Regions from separate parts of the Homo sapiens genome. Here region 2 is linked to region 1. Evidence: read pairs that join two places in POLR2A ChIA-PET (ENCODE). Cell type or tissue: Caco-2. All regions are shown on one strand. Links, peaks and the distances in the headings refer to the core of each region. The heading gives the core; the rest is flanking DNA.

The links. Peaks named below come from ENCODE experiments on the same cell type or tissue, not always from the same donor. Only the 100,000 strongest peaks of a DNase experiment are listed, where the experiment ranks them.
Region 2: POLR2A ChIA-PET joins it to region 1 with 15 read pairs; 4 of 35 experiments call an interaction of 5 or more read pairs at or near these places.

The regions. Positions count from the first base shown.
Region 1 is chr3:184,037,972-184,045,811 of GRCh38, forward strand. It overlaps HTR3D (5-hydroxytryptamine receptor 3D), which reads left to right. Exons shown (of 8, transcript NM_001145143.1): 6 at 50-302; 7 at 438-653; 8 at 775-1,398. The coding sequence ends at 1,004. Among named protein-coding and RNA genes, the nearest start is that of HTR3D, 10 kb to the left of the region's middle. RefSeq lists an enhancer at 656-1,156. In Caco-2, for the core only: no CTCF peak of the experiment used is centred there; a DNase peak (open chromatin) is centred at 2,220.
Region 2 is chr3:183,908,668-183,916,507 of GRCh38, forward strand. No RefSeq gene overlaps it. Among named protein-coding and RNA genes, the nearest start is that of MIR4448, 26 kb to the left of the region's middle. RefSeq lists an enhancer at 160-661. In Caco-2, for the core only: no CTCF peak of the experiment used is centred there; a DNase peak (open chromatin) is centred at 4,734.

The sequences.
Region 1 (7,840 bases), core at 1-5,000:
CAGCCTCCCAGCCTACTTCTCACTTGCCCCTCCTTCTCCTCCCCACCAGGTGGCCATCAGGCGCAGGTGCAGGCCCAGCCCCTACGTGGTAAACTTTCTGGTGCCCAGTGGCATTCTGATTGCCATCGATGCCCTCAGTTTCTACCTGCCACTGGAAAGTGGGAATTGTGCCCCATTCAAGATGACTGTTCTGCTGGGCTACAGCGTCTTCCTGCTCATGATGAATGACTTGCTCCCAGCCACTAGCACTTCATCACATGCTTCACTAGTACGTCCTCATCCATCAAGAGACCAAAAGCGAGGTGTGTGTTGGATGGGGAGAGGGATGGGCAGAACCAGGCGAAGTGAAAAGGGATCCTGGAAAAAGATCCTCTGGGAAAGAAACAAGAAATTCTAGGTGGCGCCTCTGGCCCTCATGCAGACCCCCTTGCCTGCAGGTGTCTACTTCGCCCTGTGCCTGTCCCTGATGGTGGGCAGCCTGCTGGAGACCATCTTCATCACCCACCTGCTGCACGTGGCCACCACCCAGCCCCTACCTCTGCCTCGGTGGCTCCACTCCCTGCTGCTGCACTGCACCGGCCAAGGGAGATGCTGTCCCACTGCGCCCCAGAAGGGAAATAAGGGCCCGGGTCTCACCCCCACCCACCTGCCCGGTGAGGGAAGTCATACTTCCTCTTCCCCCACCTCCACTTCTCTGCTCCTGCCTCCTTCCCTGTCTCCCTCCCTCCACAGGTGACATTTGCAGCCCATGGCTGAGTCTCTGTCTTTCTGTAGGTGTGAAGGAGCCAGAGGTATCAGCAGGGCAGATGCCAGGCCCTGGGGAGGCAGAGCTGACAGGGGGCTCAGAATGGACAAGGGCCCAGCGGGAACACGAGGCCCAGAAGCAGCACTCGGTGGAGCTGTGGGTGCAGTTCAGCCACGCGATGGACGCCCTGCTCTTCCGCCTCTACCTGCTCTTCATGGCCTCCTCCATCATCACCGTCATATGCCTCTGGAACACCTAGGCAGGTGCTCACCTGCAAACTTCAGTCTGGACTTCTTTTTGCCAGAGAACTCCAGAAACCAGTCAGGCTCTCAGTCAGCCTTGTGGCCCTGTCAACCGCCTCATTTTTAACCCAGTCCTCTGTGTAGTTTCAGACCAGACCTGAATAGTCTCCTATGCCCTCCAAAAGTCGGGTCCTTGCTCCTGCATGCCATCAGCCCCACTCAGCCCTCCCATACCTCCCTGGCTCCTCAGGATTCAGGTTCCTAGGGTACGTCCTTGATTAAATCACCCCAATATGCCCCTTTGCAGAAAGTATTGGCTTTTCCCTGAATTCTGTTATGGTAAAAAAAATCTTGGGATTGAGAGTCTTCTTGCAGAAACTTCTCAGCCAAAGTAAAAAGGATTTTCTCTTACGTGTGTGTTTTTTTAAGTCTATCAGACAACATGTGAAATGTAGGGGAAGAGAAAGAAGGGGCCAAAATCTATTAGAAGGAATTATAGAAAAACAGAGATTAACTTCCTAAATCCAGCTACTCTGGACTTAAGCTTCAGAAATTAATGTGCCAAAACTAGGCCTCTCCTGCTTAAAGAGCGCAGCCTTTTGTTACACCCTGACGTATGACTCATTCATCATTAAGTACTTAGAGTGTTAACATAATCCTGCATTACCGTTAAAGTATCTGTGTTGCAATTTGAGTTGATGTACCCTTAATCATGCTAAGAAAAGAACATAAGGCCAAGGGAAGCACATTTGAAAATGACATCTACTTTACTTGAGAGGAACACAAATGCCCCCGTATGAACTGGAAAGTGCCTTTTCCTAACACTTGTCTTATTATTTCGAAGGTCTTTGCCTAGGGAGCACTAGCTGCCTTGCACAAGTTGAGGCTCTACTGTGCCCTTGGACATGAGAGCTAAGGCATTTGTTGGTTCAGAAAGCACCTATTTGAGGGCAACTTAACTACACTCAAACATCATATTTTCTTTTTCGCAACGATTTATTTCCATTTCTTTCATTTATTCTACTACTTTCTATCTGTAGCTCATATTTCCCAAATCATGACCATCTAGGAGTAAAAATAGACTCACAAAATGGTTCACTAAATAATATTTCTCTGGCTTCTCCTCTCCACTGCTCTTTCCCAAACTCCTTCGGCTCCCTCTGGTCACTGTAGATGCCCAAAGGGTGGCAAGGTTGCTAATGTCCACTAGAGGTAGTGCTAGTGCCTGCCAAAGGTTCTACCCCACATTAGCTGCAAGAGTATCTGCTCTCTCAGAGCCATAGCCATGGTCGGGACTGGATCCTGGAGCTACAGAGGCTCCCAGCTGGATGCTGCAACCCCAGGACCAGCTGTCACTCGCTTTTTTCTTTCAGTTCCACTGGGACTCCAGAGGGGCCCATGGGCATCTGGGGTGTTAAATCAGAAATACCCTGCAATACTCTGAATCCCTCCTGTCACTCAGGCCCATGGTCTTCAAACCAAATTGTGTCCCTTCATTCTCTTTTTAGGATGCATTTTGTTTTTGTTTTTGTTTTTCCAAGAAGATCTTTTGCTCCTCAGTTTCCAGAACGCTGCCGGCATTCTTTTCACCATTACCGTCCTCCAGGCATGTCCACAACCTGGGGAATACAGCCCTCACATTCACCTAAGTAAATTGCTGTGTCTGTCATTATTTTGGCAGTTCCTCAACTCACAGATTTCTAAAAGGTGGGCCTTCAGGAAAGACACAGTACTAGTAATAATAACCACCAGTTACTGAGTTATTAATACGCGGCAGGCACTCTAAGTGCGCCGTGTGAATGCTCATAGTAACGCTATGAAGTAGGAACCATAGATTCAAAAACCTTTGGAGCCAAATGTGTTTTGGAGTTCGGAATTTTTCAGATTTTAAAAAGGTCATAAGTGTGCATTTATTTACTATATGTTACTGACGCCCCAACTGGGGTATGGAGCAGCACCCTGTAACCAGCAGATTAATATTTCTGCAATGAAATCTAAGAATATTCACACTAGGTGGAAAAAATAAAACTATGAATAGCTTTGCATCAATTCTGGTCTGTTTTGCCACCAAATATTTGGTGTATTTTTTTTTTTTTTTTGAGACGGAGTTTCGCTCTTGTTTCCCAGGCTGGAGTGCAATGGCACAATCTCAGCACGATCTCCGCCTCCCGGGTTCAAGCGAGTCTCCTGCTTCAGCCTCCCGTGTAGCCGGGATTACAGGCACCCGCCACCATGCCCGGCTAAGTTTTTGTATTTTTAGTAGAGACAGAGTTTCACTATGTTGGCCAGGCTGGTCGCGAACTCCCGACCTCAGGTGATCCACCCGCCTCGGCCTCTCAAAGTGCTGGGATTACAGGCATGAGGAACCACGCCCGGCCGCCACCAAATATTTGTAAAAAATCATTTAGTTTTCCAAGCTCTTTAGATTTTAGAACTGTGGTTTTGTATTATTGTCTCCATTTTTTACCTGTAGAACATGAAGACAGAGAGGCCAGTTAGTGGCCTCACAAGGTTCCACAGCTAGTTAAGCGACAGAGCTGCAGTCTGACCCGAGGCTGGCTGACTCCTAGAGGCTGGACTCCTAACCTGTCTGCTACATTGCTTTCCAAATTGAGGAGGAAACCCAGAGAGGTGCTCAGAGTCCCATATGGAGACATCGGTATCACTTCAAGTCTCTATCAGCTGACACTTTAGGAGAATTAAAACAGCAAGAGCAAGGCCCTGATCAGGGTCCCAAAGACAAACTTTCTTTTACATTTCCTTTTACTCCCTCCGCCATTTTCCCAAGTCCCACCTCTATCCCTTACCCACTCTCTCCTTACCCCGTCATAAGGCCCAGCACCTAAGTTCACTATTTATACTTTCTCCATTCCTTTCTGGAAAGTGTATTTCCCAAATCGACTCTGACCGATTCATCTTTTCTCTGTGCTCCCTCTGGATTTAGTTTTTTGGCTGCTAATGTACATTGTACTGCCAGACCCTTGCGGACCTTCCACTCCTATAACCCCATACTGAGATGGTCATTCTCACTTGAAAACTCACCCTCAACTTTTTCAGAGTAGCTTGTTTACCCAGCTTTTGAGGGGCTCTGAAATTATTTAAGATCAATTTGCATTATTTTGTCTTCCCCCCATCTTCAGGTACATATTTCTTTCTTTTTCTTTCTCTTTCTTTTTTTTTTTTTTTTTTTTTTGAGACAGAGTTTCACTCTGTCACGCAGGCTGGAGTACAGTGGTGGAGTACAGTGGTGCAATCTTGGCTCACTGCAACCTCTGCCTCCCAGGTTCAAGCAATTCTCCTGCCTCAGCCTCCTGAGCTGGGACTACAGGCATGCGCCACCATGCCTGGCTAATTTTTTTGTACTTTTAGTAGAGACGGGGTTTTACCATGTTGGCCAGGCTGGTCTCGAACACCTGACCTCAGGTGATCTGCCCAACTCGGCCTCCCAAAGTGCTGGGATTACAGGTGGGAGCCACCATGTCTGGCCAGGTACATATTTCTCTGCTTCGTTTCTTCACATTTTCCCCAAAATGTAGCTTTAAGTTTTATTTTAACAGAAGTGTGCAGTTTATCTTTTTTGACACATGGATTAATATTCTATATATCTCCTTTTAGTAAGAGAAGGCATGATATAATTATAGTGATTTTATTTTCTCCACAAGCAAAATCTGAACATGTGATCCTAACATCAATGGTAATCATACAGAACCTTTGAATCTGGAGCTCTCCCACAAAATTAACAGGTGTGCCTGCTGCTTTGCTGTTCCATCTATAATAGAATCATATGATAAGTACAGTTTGTGCTAATGACTTTCCTCTTGTTATCTGGCAAACCTCTGAAAGGCTTTGCAAGGTAATTTATGACCTCTTTAGAAACCTTGCTGACAGGCACTGGTCCCTCCTGTGCCACCTTGCATTTGACAGCCTGTTTCTGCCTGGCAGCTCCTCACTTTGTCCATTCATCTGCAGTGCTATCCTGTGGTTCTCACATGTTCACTTTCTCATTATCTAAACCATTATAAACAGTATTTCAGCCAGGTATGGTGGCTCACGCCTGTAATCCCAGCACTTTGGGAGGCCAAGGCAGGCAGATCCTTTGAGCTCAGGAGTTCGAGACCAGCCTGGGCAACAGTCTAAACCTCATCTCTACAAAAAATACGAAAAATTAGTCATGGCATGGTGACATGCACCTGTGGTCCCAGCTACTTAGGAGGCCAAGGTGGGAGGATCTCTTGAGCCTGGCAGGTCAAGGCTGCAGTGAACCGAGATCACGCCACTGCTCTGAAGCCTGGGTGACAGAGTGAGACCCTGTCTCAAAAAAAAAAAAAAGCATTTTTCCATGTTTAATCTACTTTCTTTTGGTTCCATATTAACTTCACACTAGAATATTTGTCTTGTTATCGTGTTTCAGGGCAGGACCTGAAGGACCTGAAGGAAGGCCCTGCCCCTTCCTTCAGGTCTACTCTAGGATGTGAAGCCACAGGCATTGTTTCAAACCTGTCCTTTTTCTCCTCTTCTATTTCTGATTCTCCCTTTGATAACCTCTCTTATTTGACAGTTCATTGGCACTGGTTCTTTTATACAGCAGGAAAAAAACGAAGGTACAGTAGAGAGAAATCTGGCATCTGGCTGTCCTGGGTTTTTAATCTGATGCCATTACTTGCTAGTTGGATCATATTGGCCAAGTGGCTTAACCTTATATATTAAAAATTTTTTTCATTTGTGAAGTAGAGCTAATAACACAGATTAAATTATGTTTCGAATATTGCTATTGACAATTATTAATAAGTTGATAGAAGCTGCAAAACTGAATGTGAAACACCAGAGAGCGTCCATTTTTCACACAGGCTGAAATCTGAAGTGCAAAACAGTCTTCTAGGTGGGAGGCAAGAGACATAAAGAATTACAGATTTCCAGGTCAACCCCCTCCTTTTTCAGATGGGAAAAATGAAGTGGAGAGAAGTGAAGTGACAAGTATGAAGTTATCATCATTCAACAGTGCCTGGGAAAAGAGCCTGGGCCTGTGAAAGTGGCAGCCACAGGTGAAGGCTTGTCCATCAGCCTTTTATCCTAGGTGCGGCTCAGGAGGCCCAGGACGCTCCCACTCTCCTGCTCCCAGGCACTATAGCAGCCTGACCTCAGCTGGTGACCCAGCTGGTGATTTGGGTGCTTTAGATACCTCCTGCTCTCCCAGCTCCCTAGCCCTGGCCAATGCCCTCTGCATGTGATTGCCATCTATCCGGGATGCAGAATGGCAGCCCTCACAGCCTCCTTCCACCATCAAATTCTGCCCTTGCCAGCTAACATCTATATTCCAAATCTGATCTCCCAGAGTCCCAGATGAACGGACCACCAGGGGCCATGCAGTGTGATCCTCTTGGGATAAGCTGAGGAGCTAGATATTGGTACCTGTGATTTGCAAAACTATAGCTGCTGCCCCTGCTATTTACCTTGGGATCCAAGCACTGTTCAGGCCCAGGGATTTCACTGATGAAAACCTAGGAACATAATGAACCAGTCAACAAGATTCCCTAGCTGTGAAATAATAAAAAGAGCAAAGAAAGAGCAATAGAATCAGATTAATCTGGCTTTGAATCTGGATTCTACCAATTTCCACCTGAGTGGACACTGAGCAAGTTTTTTTTTTGTTGTTTTTCTTGTTTGTTTTTTGTTTTGTTTTGTTTTGTTTTGCTTTTAGATAGGGTCTCACTCTGTCGCCCAGGCTGGAGTGCAGTGGTGCGATTTCAGCTCACTGCAACCTCCACCTCCTGGGTTCAAGTGATTCTCCTGCCTCAGCCTCCCGAGTAGCTGGAATTACAGGCACCCACCATCATGCCTGGCTAATTTTTGTATTTTTAGTAGAGACGCGGTTTCACCATGTTGGCCAAGTTGGTCTCGAACTCCTGACCTCAGGTGATCCACCTGCCTCGGCCTCCCAAAGTGCAGGGATTACAGGCGTGAGCCACCATGCCCGGCCTGAGTAAGATTTTGGACCTCTCTGCCCCTCAGTTTCCTTTCCTTTCCTTTCTTTCTTTATTTGCTTCCTTTCTTCTTTCCTTCCTTCTTTTTGTTTCTTTTTTGACAGGGTCTCACTCAATCAACCAGGCTGGAGGGCAGTGTGATCTCAGCTCACTGCAACCTCCACCTCAGCCTCCTAAGTAGTTGGGACTAAAGGCATGCGCCACCACACCTGGCTAATTTTTGTATTCTTTGTAGAGATGGAGTTTCACCATGTCACCCAGGCTAGCCTCAAACCTCTGAGCTCAAGCAATCTGCCTGCCTCAACCTCCCAAAGTGCTGAGATTACAGGTGTGAGGCACCCCACCCAGCCTCTTTCTTTTGTAAGACAGGGTCTTGCTGGAGTGCAGTGGTGCAATCATGGCTCACTGCAGCCTTGAACTCCTAGGCTCAAGCGATCCTCCTGCCTCGGCCTCCCAAGTAACTGGGACTACAGGCATATGTAGAAATGGGGTCTCACTATATTGCCCAGGTTGGTGTCAAACTCCTGGCCTTAAGCGATCTTCCCACTTTGGCCTCCCAAAGTGCTGGATTACAGGTGTGAATCACTACACCCCAGCCTCAGTTTTCCAATCTGTAAAATGAGAATTCTGTCTGAAAGCAGTCATGAGGATAAGAATGCTGTAAGTAAAGTGCTTAGCACAGTATAGGGCACATGGCACAAACTCAGTTGGTGGTGGCTCTGGTAGACTATTCTGAGCCTGGCATTTTCTGGAAAGTTAGAGAAGCATTCAGAAATAAAAGGCTGGGGCTGAGCGTGGTGGCTCACGCCTGTAATCCCAGAACTTTGGGAAGCCGAGGCAGGTGGATCACTTGAGATCAGGAGTTCAAGACC
Region 2 (7,840 bases), core at 1,855-6,854, 130 kb before region 1:
TCCCATTTCTACTACAAAAAAAAAAAAAAAAAATTAGCCGGGCGTGATGGTGCCTGCCTGTAATCCCAGCTACTCGAGAGGCTGAGGCACAAGAATTGCCTGAAGCCAGGAGGTGGAGGTTGCAGTGAGCCGAGATTGTGCCACTGCACTCCAGCCTGGGCAACATAGCAAGACTCTGGGTCAAAAAAAAAAAAAAAAAAAGAAGAAGAAGGGGAGGAGGGGTTCTGGGGAGAGGGAAGGAGGGAACAAGGGCATTTGCTGAGCCAGGCACTGAGTGCGCACTCTCAGGTATTTTGGCCACTTAATCCCCTCCCCACATTCTCAGGATATAAAGCCATCATTATCCCCATCTACACAGGAGCCCACTGAGGGGCAGAGAGTGAGGCCGACTTGTCCGGGGTCCCAGAGCTGGCCAGGGCTTGGGTTGAGACTTGAATCCAGGTCTTTCAACTCCCAGAGCTGGTTCCTTGTCATCCCACCCCCACCCCTCACGCAGGTCCTCCTGGGCAGTCCCCTCTCTGTTAACAGCTCTGAGCCATCCCCAACTCCCTGAGTGTAGTGACCATCTAGCCGCCTCCCCCTCCCCAGCAGGAGGGGCAGCCCTGCCTCGTTCTCCAAACAGGTCCTGGAAGAGCGGGGTGAGGGACCTGCCGGAGAACTGCTCCGAGTTGGAGACCAGTGCTTCCTTCACCACCTGGAAGCCACTCAGCACCGCAACGGGGATCGGGCCCACCCACACGGTGAACACACTCTGCGCCAGCTGTGGAGAGATGGGGGACACTTACTGCAGGAGCACCTTCTCAGAGTGCCTCCAGCCCCGTTCCCCAGGCAAGCCAAGCCCTGGGTCACAGGTCCCCTGTGCACTTGGAATAGTCAGGGCCCATTAATCCTGGGAGGTGGAATGTTCTACCCATTTTACAGATGATATTAAATAACCAGTTTCTCAAGGGCTTGGTGTCCTACGTGGGCTTTACATATTTTGCTTGAGTCCACCCTCAGTATAAGTGTGCAGGTAGGCAATTTATCTCCATTTTATGAGTTTAAAAAAAACAGAGGCCAGGCCGGGTGCAGTGGCTCACGCCTGTAATCCCAGCACTTGGGAGGCCGAGGCGGGTGGATCACCTGAGGTCAGGAGTTTGAGACCAGCCTAGCCAACATGGTGAAACCCCGTCTCACTAAAAGTACAAAAATTAACAGGGCTTGGTGGTACACGTCTGTAATCCCAGCTACTTGGGAGGCTGAGGCAGGAGAATCGCTTGAACCCGGGAGGTGGAGTTTGCAGTGAGCTGAGATTGTGCCATTGTACTTCGGCCTGGGCAACAGAGCAAGACTCCGTTTCAAAACAAAACAATAAACAAAACCCCCAAAAAAACAGGCCAAAAAAGACAGTAAAAGATGAAGACCTAGAACCCAGGTCTCCTGACTCCCAGTACAGTGCTCTTTCCACTGCGTGGGAAGCCTGAGGATCATAATTGTCTGATAGCGCCAACCAGATATTTTTTAAAAATGTGTTGAGTGTGAATAAGAAGAGGGCTGAACATGGCCTTAGGAAAGACAGTGTCCTGCCCACAATCATTCTCAGCAGCACCCCAGTCCCACCCACTCAATCCAACAGCGCCCTTCAGCTGAGGCTCCAGCTACCCTGGTGGTGGCTTTGTGCACAGATTCCTTGAGTAACGTCACTTGAATGTGCCCTTGTGGGGGTCCCATTCCCCCCAACTCCCATCTCAAGTGGCTTTTCAGAAAACTTCTTCCAGCCACACACAGTGCTCTCCTGGAGTTGAGCTCTGTTCAGTGGTTTTCGCCACCCTGTTCCATTGGCAGTGGACTTCTCCTGCACTCAGAATTTCTTAGATTAGACTTCTTAGATTCTGCACGAAGTCCACAATTTCTGCAATCCCCCTCCCACCCTGCATTTGACAGGCGAGGAAACTGAGGCTCAAAGCCTCCCAGCTAATGAATGGTAAGACCAGGATTCACCCCACACGTGTCTGACCTCTGTTCCTTCTTTCTGTCTCCAGTGCCGCTGGTCTGAGAGAGAAGAGGGGTTCATCTGTCCACCCCTTTAGGGCCTCCAGCTTGAGCACAGGCTTCCTACCTGGAGCAGTGTCTCTGGGTGCAGCTGAAAGCATAGCTGCCACAGGTTTCCAAGGATGGGGAAGGGGAGTGGGCCAGGAGGAAGACAGCTCCTGTCCCAGCAGAAGGTGCCAAGTTTCAGGAGCAGGAAGGAGATGGCCAGTAAAGCCAGCCCACTGAGCAGGGAGAGCATCTCCCTGGTCCTGTGTCTCCTCTCCTCACTTTTGCTTCTCGGTCCCAAGGCTCTGACACACTGTGGCCACCACTCTCTCCCCGCTCTTCCAGGCGCCTGGCCTTGCTTTTATGCTGGTGCTCCCAGGCAGTGCTGTGGAGGGAGGCAAACCCAGGAGCCCTTCCCCAGTGGAGTAAATCCATTTGGTCACATCAGTCACACCCGGGCCATGCCACTCACCAGGGTGGCAAGGCTGTGGCCCGGGACAGGTTGAGACACCTTCACTCCTATATCAGCATCATCCTCACCTCTGGCCCTCGGAGCTCATCCCTGGTGAGGCTCCTCACAGCCTCTTCATGGCAGGGTCAGCTGACTGCATGGCTCAGCTCAGGGAGGGACAAGGGGCAGGCAGCCGCTAGCAGTGGCAGTGTCTCCCATCAGGACATGCTCTTCCATCTCAACACGCCTGAGGCTGGGCTCCTACTCCTGCTCTCCTCCGCCCAGATGTGCAGCAGCCTTCCTGAGGTCTCTTCAGCTTGTGCTGAATCCCCATGTTTCTCTGTAGCCTTCTCTCTGTCTCTCTCTCCCCTTGCCCCTCTGCCTTCTCTCTCTCTCTCTCTCTCTCTCCTCTCTCTCTCTCTCGGTTCTTTCTCCTGCCTCAGCCTCCCGAGTACCAAGTGCTGGGATTACTGGCGCCCACCACCACGCCCAGCTAATTTTTGTAGTTTTAATAGACATGGAGTTTCACCATGTTGGCCAGGCTGGTTTTGAACTCCTGATCCGCCCACCTCAGCCTCCCAAAGTGCTGGGATTACAGGTGTGAGCCACCATGCCTGGCCTCTTTCTTTCTCCTTTGTTTTCTTTCTTTCTCTCCTTCTCTCTTTCTGTCTCTCTCTCTCCCATTCGTTTGTTCGTTCTTTTTCTTTCTTTCGTTCTTTCTTTCCTTCTTTCTTTCTTCCTTTTTCTTTCTCTCTTTTCTTTTTCTTTCTCCCTCTCTTTCTCTCTCTCTCTCTCATTCTTTCTTTCTTTCTTTCAACAGTGTCTCACTGTGTCACCCAGGCTGCAGTGCAGTGGCATGATCATAGCTCACTGTAACCTCAAATTCCTGGGCTCAACCAATCCTCCTGCCACAGCCTCCTGAGTCTCTGGGACTACAGCGGCACCACCATATTCAACTATGTAGCCTTCTCTTAGGTTTCAACTATCTTGGAACCAGACTGCTGGAGTTTAAATCCCAGATCTATCTCTTACTGGTTTTGTGACCTTGGGCAATTATTTAGCTTCCTCTTGCCTCAGCTTCTTATTTGTACAATGGAGATAAGATCATTTTAGCAAATTGCATCATAGAGCTACTGTACCAATGCCCAGCAAGAGAATGATGTCACAGTCCAGTGGGGTACATTGAGGATAGTTTAATTAAGAGACTGTTTGCAGGCCTGGCGCAGTGGCTCACACCTGTAATCTCAGCACTTTGGGAGGTAGAGGTGGGTAGATCACGAGGTCAGGTGATCGAGACCAGCCTGACCAACATGGTGAAACTCCGTCTCTACTAAAAATACAAAAAATTAGCCAGGTGTGGTGGTGTGTGCCTGTAATCCCATCTACTCAGGAGGCTGAGGCAGGAGAATCGCTTGATCCTGGGAGGCAGAGGTTGCAGTGAGCTGAGATCGCAGCACTGCACTCCCGCCTGGGTGATAGAGCGAGACTCCATCTCAAAAAAAAAAAAAAAAAAAAGAGTGTTTGCAAAGATGTGTTAGGGAATCCATAGGCATAATGCCAGTCATGACAGAGACCCATTTCCACTTGAGGCTTAGAGAGTCAAGGGACAGTGTTCAGTGGGTACAGAGTTTCAGTCTGGAAAGATGAAAAAGTGTTCTGGAAATGGATGGTCACGATGATAGCACAATGATGTGAATGTACTTAATCCCACTGAACTGTTCATTTAAAAATGGTTAAAATGCTAAAATTTATGTTGCATCTATTTTACTAAATTTTTTAAAAGTCAAGGGACAGAGATATCAGAGGCCTGGAGCCCCTACCTGTTTGGAGAGGTTGTTAACAAGCGTCTGCAGTTCCCTCTGCTCAGAGCACCTCACCCCTGCATCTCCATCTCTAGAATTTCTACCTACCTTATCTCAGGTTGATGTGATGATAACAGTGCTTACCCCACAGGGCTGCTGGGGGATAAGCTGAGCTGGTGTGAAAGTGCTATGGATTGTGCTATGGAAGTGCTATTTGTACTATGCTTGTGCAGATAGTAATACTGCTGCAATTTCCACAAACCCCTGCCTTCTGTTTCCAACAAATCACGTTCCTCCCTCCTCAAAATACTGCTGAAGAGACTGCAGGCCTCTGAAAGCTTCACTAGCTACTCCGCCAATCTCTACTACCTCCAAACACACCAACCGTCTCCCACAGTGGCCCTTGCTTTGTTCTGGGCTGAGACTTGCCCTGTTATCACTGTGTTCGCCCCGCCTTGATTACACAGCATGAGCAGTTCAAGGGCAGGCGCCAGTTCTCAACTTTCTTTGGGTTTACAGGCGTGAGCCACCGCACCCGGCCTGTAGCTGTTTCTTAAAGTTTATCATCCCAAAAGGAGATTTGCCTGCTCAACATTTCCAAGTGTGTTGAACTTTGACAAACTTCCTACCCTCCCTCTGTGCCCAAGGGTGACAGCATGCTGGCAGCTAAGGCTGGGACACGGTACTGGGAACAGAGACTACCCAGCACAACGGGCCAGGGTGCGATCAGATTCCAGGGTGGCAGGTCACAGGAACACAGATTTGGAGCGGAGGCCCTGGGTGACCGGCCCCTCCTGCGCCCAGCCAAGGCCCTCCGTGTCTGATTGTGAGCTGCGGCCTCCTCAGTGAGCAGGTGGAGGTGGGCCACACGGTCCCCCTTACAGGAGTTCCCATGCAGAGTGGCTGACCCTGTGGCAGCCCCTGTCCAAGTTGCACCTTCCCCCTCAGTGATATCCTTATGATTCCAGCCATGCCTGCCCCCCAGACCACAGGCCTCTCTGTTTCCTTGTTTGACTTCTAGGCCAAGAATGGACAACACTCAGCCTCTGCTCCTCTAAGAACAACTCAGGCAGGTCGCAGTGGCTCACACCTGTAATCCCAACACTTTGGGAGGCTGAGGTGGGTGGATCACCCGAGATCAGGAGTTCGAGACCAGCCTGGCCAACATGGTGAAACCCCATCTCTACTGAAAACACAAAAATTAGCTAGGTGTGATGGGTGCCTGTAATCCCAGCTACTCGGGAGGCTGAGGCAGGAGAATCGCTTGAACCTGGTAGGCGGAGGTTGCAGTGAGCCGAGATCACACCACTGCACTCCAGCCTGGGTGACAGAGCGAGACTTCGTCTCAAAACAAAACAAAAACAATTCAACTAAGATGACAGATGACGCGGCTGCGCCCCTTCCCTATATGAGGTATTTCCACACCAAATTTCTAAATCTATCCCCTCTACAGCACGGTGAAGGCTATTATGTGAAGGCTTCATCCCCTCACAGATGAAGGCAAGGCTCAGCAGGTGTAGTGATTTGCTCAAGGAAGTGGGAGGGCGGCCACAATTCTACCCAGGCCTTCAGTCTCCAAATTCAGTGTTCTCTTTCCACAGCTGCCTCCCAGCTGTGACAGGCTGGCATTCTCACAAGGAAGGTTCCTATAGGCTAAGAGAACACACACACGAGGAAGCAGAGCTAGTCACACTTCCAAAGGTTCCGGCCTGGCCTCAGAGGCCTCCGTGTGGCTCAGGCTGCCCCCGGGCCTGGCGTGTGCTTCCCGCCTGAGGCTGCCCCAGGGCCTCAGAGCTGGTGTATTCTTTCTTCTCCTCCCTTGTCTGTCTGCAGACCCCATCCAGGGGAGAGCCCCTTCCATGGCCCTTGGAGAAACAGTGGTTAAGGAATGCTGGATCAACAGCTTTAGCCATGGGCCTGTGCCCAGGCAGGGGCCGTTTCCCATAGCAGACTGACCCTCACTGTAGATCCCGCAACACCCCCTCCTGTGGATAGATCTCAGAACAAAAGAACACCCCTTTCCCCTTCTAGAGCGACCCAAACCCAGTACCCACTCCACACTCAGTGCCTGGAAGTTGCTCCGCCCCACACCCCCACTCCAGCAAGGTAGGCCCACCCCCTACTTCTCCCTGACTAGGAAAGGGAGGAGATAAAAATAAGGAGCTACAGAGACCACTAGAGGTGGAAGGAATGAGAACTAGGCAGAAGAGACCCCCCTCCAGTTACCTCCATGCACCTGAACACAGAAGGAGAATTCCATTCCTTGCGGTTGTGTTTAACTTGTCCAATGTGTCCCAGTGCCCATGGGAGTGAATGGGAACAAATACAGGGGGCTTGCCTGCCTCTAGACATTATGTGAAGGCCCCAAAGGACAGGAGCTATTTCTGGGGAGGGCTGGGAGACCCAGGATCCTCTAACTGAAGGAGGGGCAGACTCAGGGACCACATCCAGGCAAGCCAGGGCACGGGCCAGCGCTAGAGGACATAGCCCTGCTTTGCATATTTTATTATCAATAGTTCCTTCTTTCACTCTTGGTGTGACTCTATGACCAGTGGTTCTGCACATCCCCAGGTTTCGTAGATGAAGAAAGGATGACGTGCTGCCTGACAGCTTGCAATGAACTCAGCATCTAGAATTTTGCAGAGTGTTCCAGTGGAGTTCCCACGGGGAGCTGCTTTCCTTCAAGCCCAGCTTTGAGTAAGGGGAGCGGGGCAGTGGGACTCGCCACTGCCATGCTGTGCTCCAGCCAGGATGATCTCAGGGCACAGGGAGAGGCTTCGTGTCCGAAGAGTGTGGCAAAGGGCAGCCAACATCCTCCCCCTCCCTGCCCCCAACACACACACCCACAATCGCACCCCATCAAGGGCAGTAGAATTAGCCATCCAACCAGAATGATGTCTTTATTGTTCCCAGGATATTCATCTTATCCGAGAATGATTCATGGCAGCTATTATTTAAAATATTAAAAATATTCAAGGCTGGGCACAGTGACTCATGCCTGTAATCCCAGCACTTTGGGAGGCCGAGGCAGGTGGATCACCTGAGGTCAGGAGTTCGAGACCAGCCTGGCCGACATGGCAAAATCCCATCTCTACTGAAAATAAAGAAATTAGCCAGGCGTGGTGGCACGGGCCTGTAATCCCAGCTACATGGGAGGCTGAGGCAGAATTGCTTGAACTCGGGAGGTGGAGGTTGCAGTGAGCTAAAATCGTGCCACTGCACTCCAGCCTGGGAGACAGAGCGAGACTCCATTTCAATAAATGAATAAATAAATAATATTCAAGACGGTCAAAAGGAAAGATCAAAATATTATGAAGGATGAGGGAAACAAGCTGAGATAAACATACAGGGCCCTGAGCTTCCTGTCGGCTAAAATAAGAAGGAGGAAACAATGTGTTCCAGAATCCTCACTGAGAAGCAGAGAATTTTCCCGAGATCAGATTCTGAAAGGGATTTCTTGTGTGGACACAACTGCCAACAGAGATTTTTTTTTTTTTTTTTTTTTTTTTTTTTGAGACAGAGTTTCACTCTTGTTGCCCAGGCTGGAGTGCAGTGGCACAATCAACTCACT